2 separate regions of the Homo sapiens genome follow, and region 1 is linked to region 2. A link is an interaction called in ENCODE POLR2A ChIA-PET data of the cell type or tissue named here. Cell type or tissue: K562. All regions are shown on one strand. Each heading gives the region's core, and the rest is flanking DNA. Links, peaks and the distances in the headings are about the cores only.

Evidence for each region. Peaks named below come from ENCODE experiments on the same cell type or tissue, not always from the same donor. Only the 100,000 strongest peaks of a DNase experiment are listed, where the experiment ranks them.
Region 1: POLR2A ChIA-PET joins it to region 2 with 5 read pairs; 2 of 35 experiments call an interaction of 5 or more read pairs at or near these places.

The regions. Positions count from the first base shown.
Region 1 is chr1:2,159,729-2,162,633 of GRCh38, reverse strand. The region is part of intron 10 of PRKCZ (protein kinase C zeta); the gene reads right to left. Among named protein-coding and RNA genes, the nearest start is that of PRKCZ-AS1, 23 kb to the left of the region's middle. In K562, for the core only: no CTCF peak of the experiment used is centred there; no DNase peak of the experiment used is centred there; H3K27me3 peaks cover 2,423 bases.
Region 2 is chr1:2,071,856-2,074,689 of GRCh38, reverse strand. The region is part of intron 4 of PRKCZ (protein kinase C zeta); the gene reads right to left. Among named protein-coding and RNA genes, the nearest start is that of PRKCZ, 23 kb to the right of the region's middle. In K562, for the core only: no CTCF peak of the experiment used is centred there; a DNase peak (open chromatin) is centred at 1,029; H3K27me3 peaks cover 2,425 bases.

The DNA of each region.
Region 1 (2,905 bases), core at 102-2,601, 88 kb before region 2:
CTGTAAAAATAATAATAATAATAATTAGACAAGGAAGTGAAGAAAACCACATGAAGACTTCAAGAGTCTCCTGAAAGAGGATGTGAGTGAATGAAAAGGTAAACCGGGTTCCTGAATGGGAAGATCCAACACTTAGAAGGATGTCAATTTCGCCCCAGGTAATGTGTGAACTTAACAAATCCCAATGAAAATGCCAGTTTCGGGCCAGGCCCAGTGGCTTACACCTGTAATCCCAGCACTTTGGGAGGCCCAGGCAGGTGGATCACTTGAGGTTGGGAGTTTGAGACCAGCCTGGCCAACAGGGTGAAACCCCGTCTCTACTAAAACTACAAAGATTAGCTGGGTGTGGTGGCAGGGGCCTGTATTCCCAGCTACTCGGGGGGTTGAGGCATGAGAATTCCTCGAACCCAGGGGGCGGAGGTTGCAGTGAGCCAAGATTGCGCCACTGCACTCCGGCCTGGGTGACAGAGCAAGACCCCTTCTCAAAGAAAAGAAAAGAAAATCCCAGTTTCTTTTTCTTTCTGGAGGCAGACGGGTTGATTATAAAGTCCACATGGAAAAATAAACAAGAGAAAAGGAAAAACGAGGCAAAACTGTCTGGATGGTGACGCTGGTTAGTCAAGGGTCTTTGGAGTGCGGACGAAGGTTCTTTCCTGCACGTTAAAATGGGATACAAGTTTATAAAGAGGCTCTTGTTTTATGTGGTCTCTGTCGTTATCTAGTAGTTAAGCAGCAAAGGCACAATTTCAGGACCGGTCCTGAAAGTTCCTTCAACTAAGGAGACTCCAGGTGGCTCCAGGGCTGCCACCCCTATCCCTGCTCATCCTGGGAACCATGCAGGGCGCAGTGGCATGGGACGTTCGGGTCTGGATGGAGAAGGGGAGATGCCATGACCTCATCTCTGCTCACTACTAGCAAAATCATCTCCAAGCCTGCAGTGGAGGTCCCCCGGTCCTAACGTGACCCCGAATGGCAATGACACCTGCCCCCTGACCTGTTCTAAGAGCGGCCAGTGCCTCCCGATTAGAACTACAGACAACGCATCCCTTTCTCCCGTGTTCTGCACAGTCCTGTGTGGCCTGTGACACCACATCAGGAAACAGCAGGGCCCCCTGTACACTGCAGGTGTGTCCCAAAGCCCATGTCCTGGGGGTCCCCGAGGGCCCCTCACTGCCCAGGGCTCTGGGAGGATGCATGCGCAGCTGTCCGCAGTGTTCCCGAAGAGTGCAGGACGCCCTCGCAATGCAAAAGGCAAACCAAGCCCCTGGCTCCTGCCAGGCCCCTGATGCTGGGAAGAGCCCCTTCTCCCGTGCACAGCCTTGTGGGGGCCACAGGCCCAAGCGTCCTGCTCCGGAAGTGCTAGGGTTTAGGGTGGCACTTTTACCATTTTAGGCAACCCCGATGAAAAGTGAGCAAATCAGGGGGCCGCTGAGCCGTCACCGTGTGTCGGCAGAACAAAGGCTGAGGCGGCTGCGCCCACGCTGGGCCCTACGGGTGTCAGTCAGGATCTCTCCTTCTGTTCTGAGCTCCCATGACTCCAGCACACGGATGGGTTTTGAAAGGGAGGTGACTCATGTTCCCCAAGAAGAGGCACCTGCCCTTCCCAAGGTCGCGGCCGAGGCTGTCCTTGCTGTGGCACCCACTGAGCCCTTCCCTCTACTGCCTCCACCCCGACGGCGGCGCCTCCTCCTGCAGCCCTGAGGAGGCAGCACCCCAGGGTCAGACCCCGTCACACCCTCACCTCTTTCTCACACACCCACAACCACAATCACCCCCGGCGGGGCGGGGCGTCTCCATCCCAGGCCACAGCACCCCCGAGTCCTCCACGTCCAGGCTGGCTCCGCTCTGTGCCTGTCTGGCCAGCACTGCCCTGACTTCTGCGAACCGGGGTGACTCCCCCACATGGGGACAGGCCCCTCCTCCCCACCCCCTAAGGCTTCCCTCCAGGCCATGACAGGCCCAGCAGGTCCCTCTGGCTTCTGCGGCCCAGATCCTACTCCTCACACGAGTGCCTGCCCAACACCAGCACTGCACTGAGAATCCCTGGGGCCTCCGCATCCCAGGGCCTCTTGGCCAAGTCCAGCTTCGAAAGCCCCTGGCACCTTCAGGCCTGGTTCTCTTCTGTCCCTGACACACACCATTGCCCTCGTCCTTCCCACAGGCCTGTCCCCCATGAGCCCCTCCTACGTGACCCAACCCTTGCCTGCCCCCCTCTCCACGGAGTCCCACTCTGCTCCCTGCGGACCCTCCCCGGGTGCCACGCCTCCTGACGCTGGTGACCAGTTCCAGGGACGTCACTCTCTGCTGTTAGTAAAGCTGTCTCCCTCTCCAGAGCTTCGGGCAGGTTTCAAAGCATAACTGACACACACACACACACACACACACACACACACACGCACACTGCTGGGTGAAGTGCTTTTCATGTCTAGAAGTCAGTTTGACCAAGAAGAGCTTACTCAAGTGTCTCAGTCAGTGCACGGCCTGAGAAGCGCTTCCACAGATAAGCAAAGGTGTGTGTTTGTTCTTTTTAAAGAAACATTGAGTGTGAATGAATGTAAAATAATCAACCGTGGCAAACAGTAAGAGATTTTATTTTAGAACAGCGAGTGAATGGGCGTATTTTAAGGGTAGTTTGCTCACCTACCATCTGAGATCACCGTGCCTTAGTGAGAAAGTGTCCTCCGACTCCAGTTGAATGGGGCGGGGGACGCTGAAAGTAGTCATTTCAGCTAAATCTCTAGTTACCTGGTTTTCCTGAAATAGCTTAAACTGAAGCGATTTCTCGTTTTGGAGACTTTATGGCTCATTTCAATTTTGGCTGCTGTCTGGAAAAGGTGGGCTGTCTGTGTAGATATGGGGTATGGTTTGTCCATAAAGCAGGTGCTTATTGTGTCTTAAAACTGCG
Region 2 (2,834 bases), core at 1-2,500:
CCGTGCACATTAACCCTGGCTGTGCCACCCAGACTCCAACCCAACACTGTCAATGCAAAACGGGGGCTCAGACAGGCGGGAGGGCAGGCTCGAGACGGAAAGACCGCAGGCCTGGAACAGGTGCTGGCTGTTACCACTACCAGCCCTGGCACCTGGGGTCTCCAGACTTCACCCGTGGTCTCATCAATCTGCCCACCTGCAGCAATGCAGAATGGAGACGAAGCGGCCATCCGTCCTGGCCCCGACAGACCCACAGACCCACAACCAAAAAGCATCGGCCACAGTGAAACTCCCAACAGCCAGCAACTCCCTGGGGCCAGGCAGGCAGACGAGCCCAAGACGATTTCCCCAAGCCCCCCGGCCCCCAGCCCTCCACAGCCACCGCCACACATCCACCAGGCCTGGGCCACACACCATCCGTCCTCGGGGTGAGCATGTCCCTCCAGCAGCCCCTGCCTCGCTCAGAAGGTCCCTCCACAGCCTTATTTTTCTAAAAATCTGTCACCCGCAAAACAACAGCCTCTCACTGCGTTTCCCCTGACATTGCTGGGAGCTGCTGCAGCCGCACGCCTTCCCCGGGCCGTGGCACCAGCCGTGTTGCTGCCCGGAGCATCTGTGCAGCGCACAGGCAGCGGCAACGCCGGGACTCAGACCCAAAATGCTGACTCGGGCACCGTCCTCCGCACGCACAGGGCCTGCAGCACGGCTGGCCCGGCCCCGGGGGCGCGGAAAATCCACGGGGGAGATGCCCCCGACTCACCGGCTTTCTTCTCCTGCCTCCTCAGCGCAGATTCTTTATGCTCTGTGCGCGGCGGGCGTGCAGGGAGGCATCTTCCTTCCCGTTGACGAGCTGATGCTGCGTCGGCTCGCCTCCGGCCCCGACAATAGGCAGGGAGGCTCGAGCGCGAGGAGCAGATATTTAACGGAAGGCCGGCTGTCCTGTCCCCCGCCCCTCACATCCCTGCCTCCTCATGTCTCCAGGCCCGGGTGGTACCCGGCTCCCCCGGGAAGCTGTAGCCAGCAGCTGAGGCACAAACTAAAACACGGCATGGATGTGCAGGAGCTGACGCTGACGTCACAGGAAAACAAGCATCTCTGCATCAGCACAGTCCAGAGAGCGGGCGGGCAGCAGCCAGACCCAGGCAGGGCTCGGACTCAGCGGACCTTGAAAATGCGACATCAGAACAGAACCCAGCTAAGCCCGGGGTCCTGCAGGTTGGCCTGCCAGGCTGGGAGTGGGGGACAGCGCAGCTGTGGCCGTGGCGAGTGACCTCTGACCTGCGTCCAGAGGCTGTGAATGGGCTCGACACCAATGGCCAAGGGCCCCGAGCACTGTCCCGCAGCCCAGGAACGGAGCGGGAGGAGAGGAGGCATAGGGGCCTTGCGATGTGGTTGTGTCCACCCCACAAACCCCACCAGTGTGTGTGGGGACGGTGGGCACTGGGGGGCAGGAACAGGAAAGGCCAAGCTTCCCCAGGCTGAAAACTGTCCCGGCTGGCCTGGAAACGCACACCCTCAGCCTAAGGCAGGAGACACCCGCATTCCCAAGACCAGACCTCACGGGCTGTGCTGTGCCTGGCTGTGGCCAGCCCGGGCTCCTAGGGAGACCCAGAGCCGCCACCGCCGCTGGGTGGCCTGACCCTCCAACCCCTACCCTGGTACCCTGACAAACCCTGGGACCTGGTCATCACTGGCAAGTGAGACCTGGCATTTTCCTCCAATCATAAAAAACATGGGGGGTCGCGGGGTGCTCAGCTGGGAATTCTGCCCACTTCCCCAAACGCACTCGGCACTCGTGCTGAGCCTACATGGGCCGCTTCGCACTGGGGGTGCAGAGGGACAGAGGGGAGTGTCCTGCAGACCTCTGGCTCTGACCAGTCACACCACACGCTCCCTGCATTCATACGTGCTGTGCCCTCGATGCTCCAGCACCTATGGCCCTGCTGACCCTGGAGGGACGGCCCCGAGAGGCCAACCGATTCCTAGAGACAGCAAAGGACTTGTCCCACAGCGAACCTTTCAAATGCAAACCCACCAACCCAGAACTCTCACCTGGGCCCACCTCCTACACGGGCCCCCAGTCGCCCCAGGGGCCTCCCCAGGTCACAGGGACAGCCCCTGCACCCCAGAGCCTGGCTGAAGTTACTCCACCTGGCCGACCCAATGCCTGCTCCCCACACCTTTCCCATGGAAACCACAGTAAAGGCCCCACCCACACATCCCCCTGCCTCCAACCCACCCGGCGCTTGCCCGCATGGCCCCGCGAGGCAAGAGGAGGTCTCCTCTCAGAAGCTGAGTAATAAACGACCTTCTCAACGGCATCATCTCCTGATGGCTGGCCTCCCACACCTGCCTGAACAGTAATAAAACCTCCATTTAAATCATCAAGCTCATAAACCTGTGTTTATCTGCATTCACGGAGTGGACTCCGGGCCAGAGCCCCGGGTTCAAATTCCAGCTCTGTCAGCAGCTCACCACGAGGCACGGCCACTTCTCCAAAGGGCCAAGCTTCCCTCGTCAGGCGGCTGACCAGCTGCATGAGGGGCATTCCGTAAAATGTGAAACATATAAACCTAACACATGCGTTTCACTCGACTTCCCAAATCTATGGGGAACGAGGGCTGGCAACCTACACTGCCTAGTGCTCCAAATCAGCAAGCTAGGATTTCTACGCTTTTAATTGGCTGAATAAAATGAAAAGGATAATATTTTGAAACACCGGAAGAGTCTATAAAATTCAGATTTCAGCGTGCATAAAGTTTCACTAGGACACGGCCATGCACCTCCTTGGGTGCTGCCCACGCCTGCTCAGAACCCCAGGCTTCAACTACCTG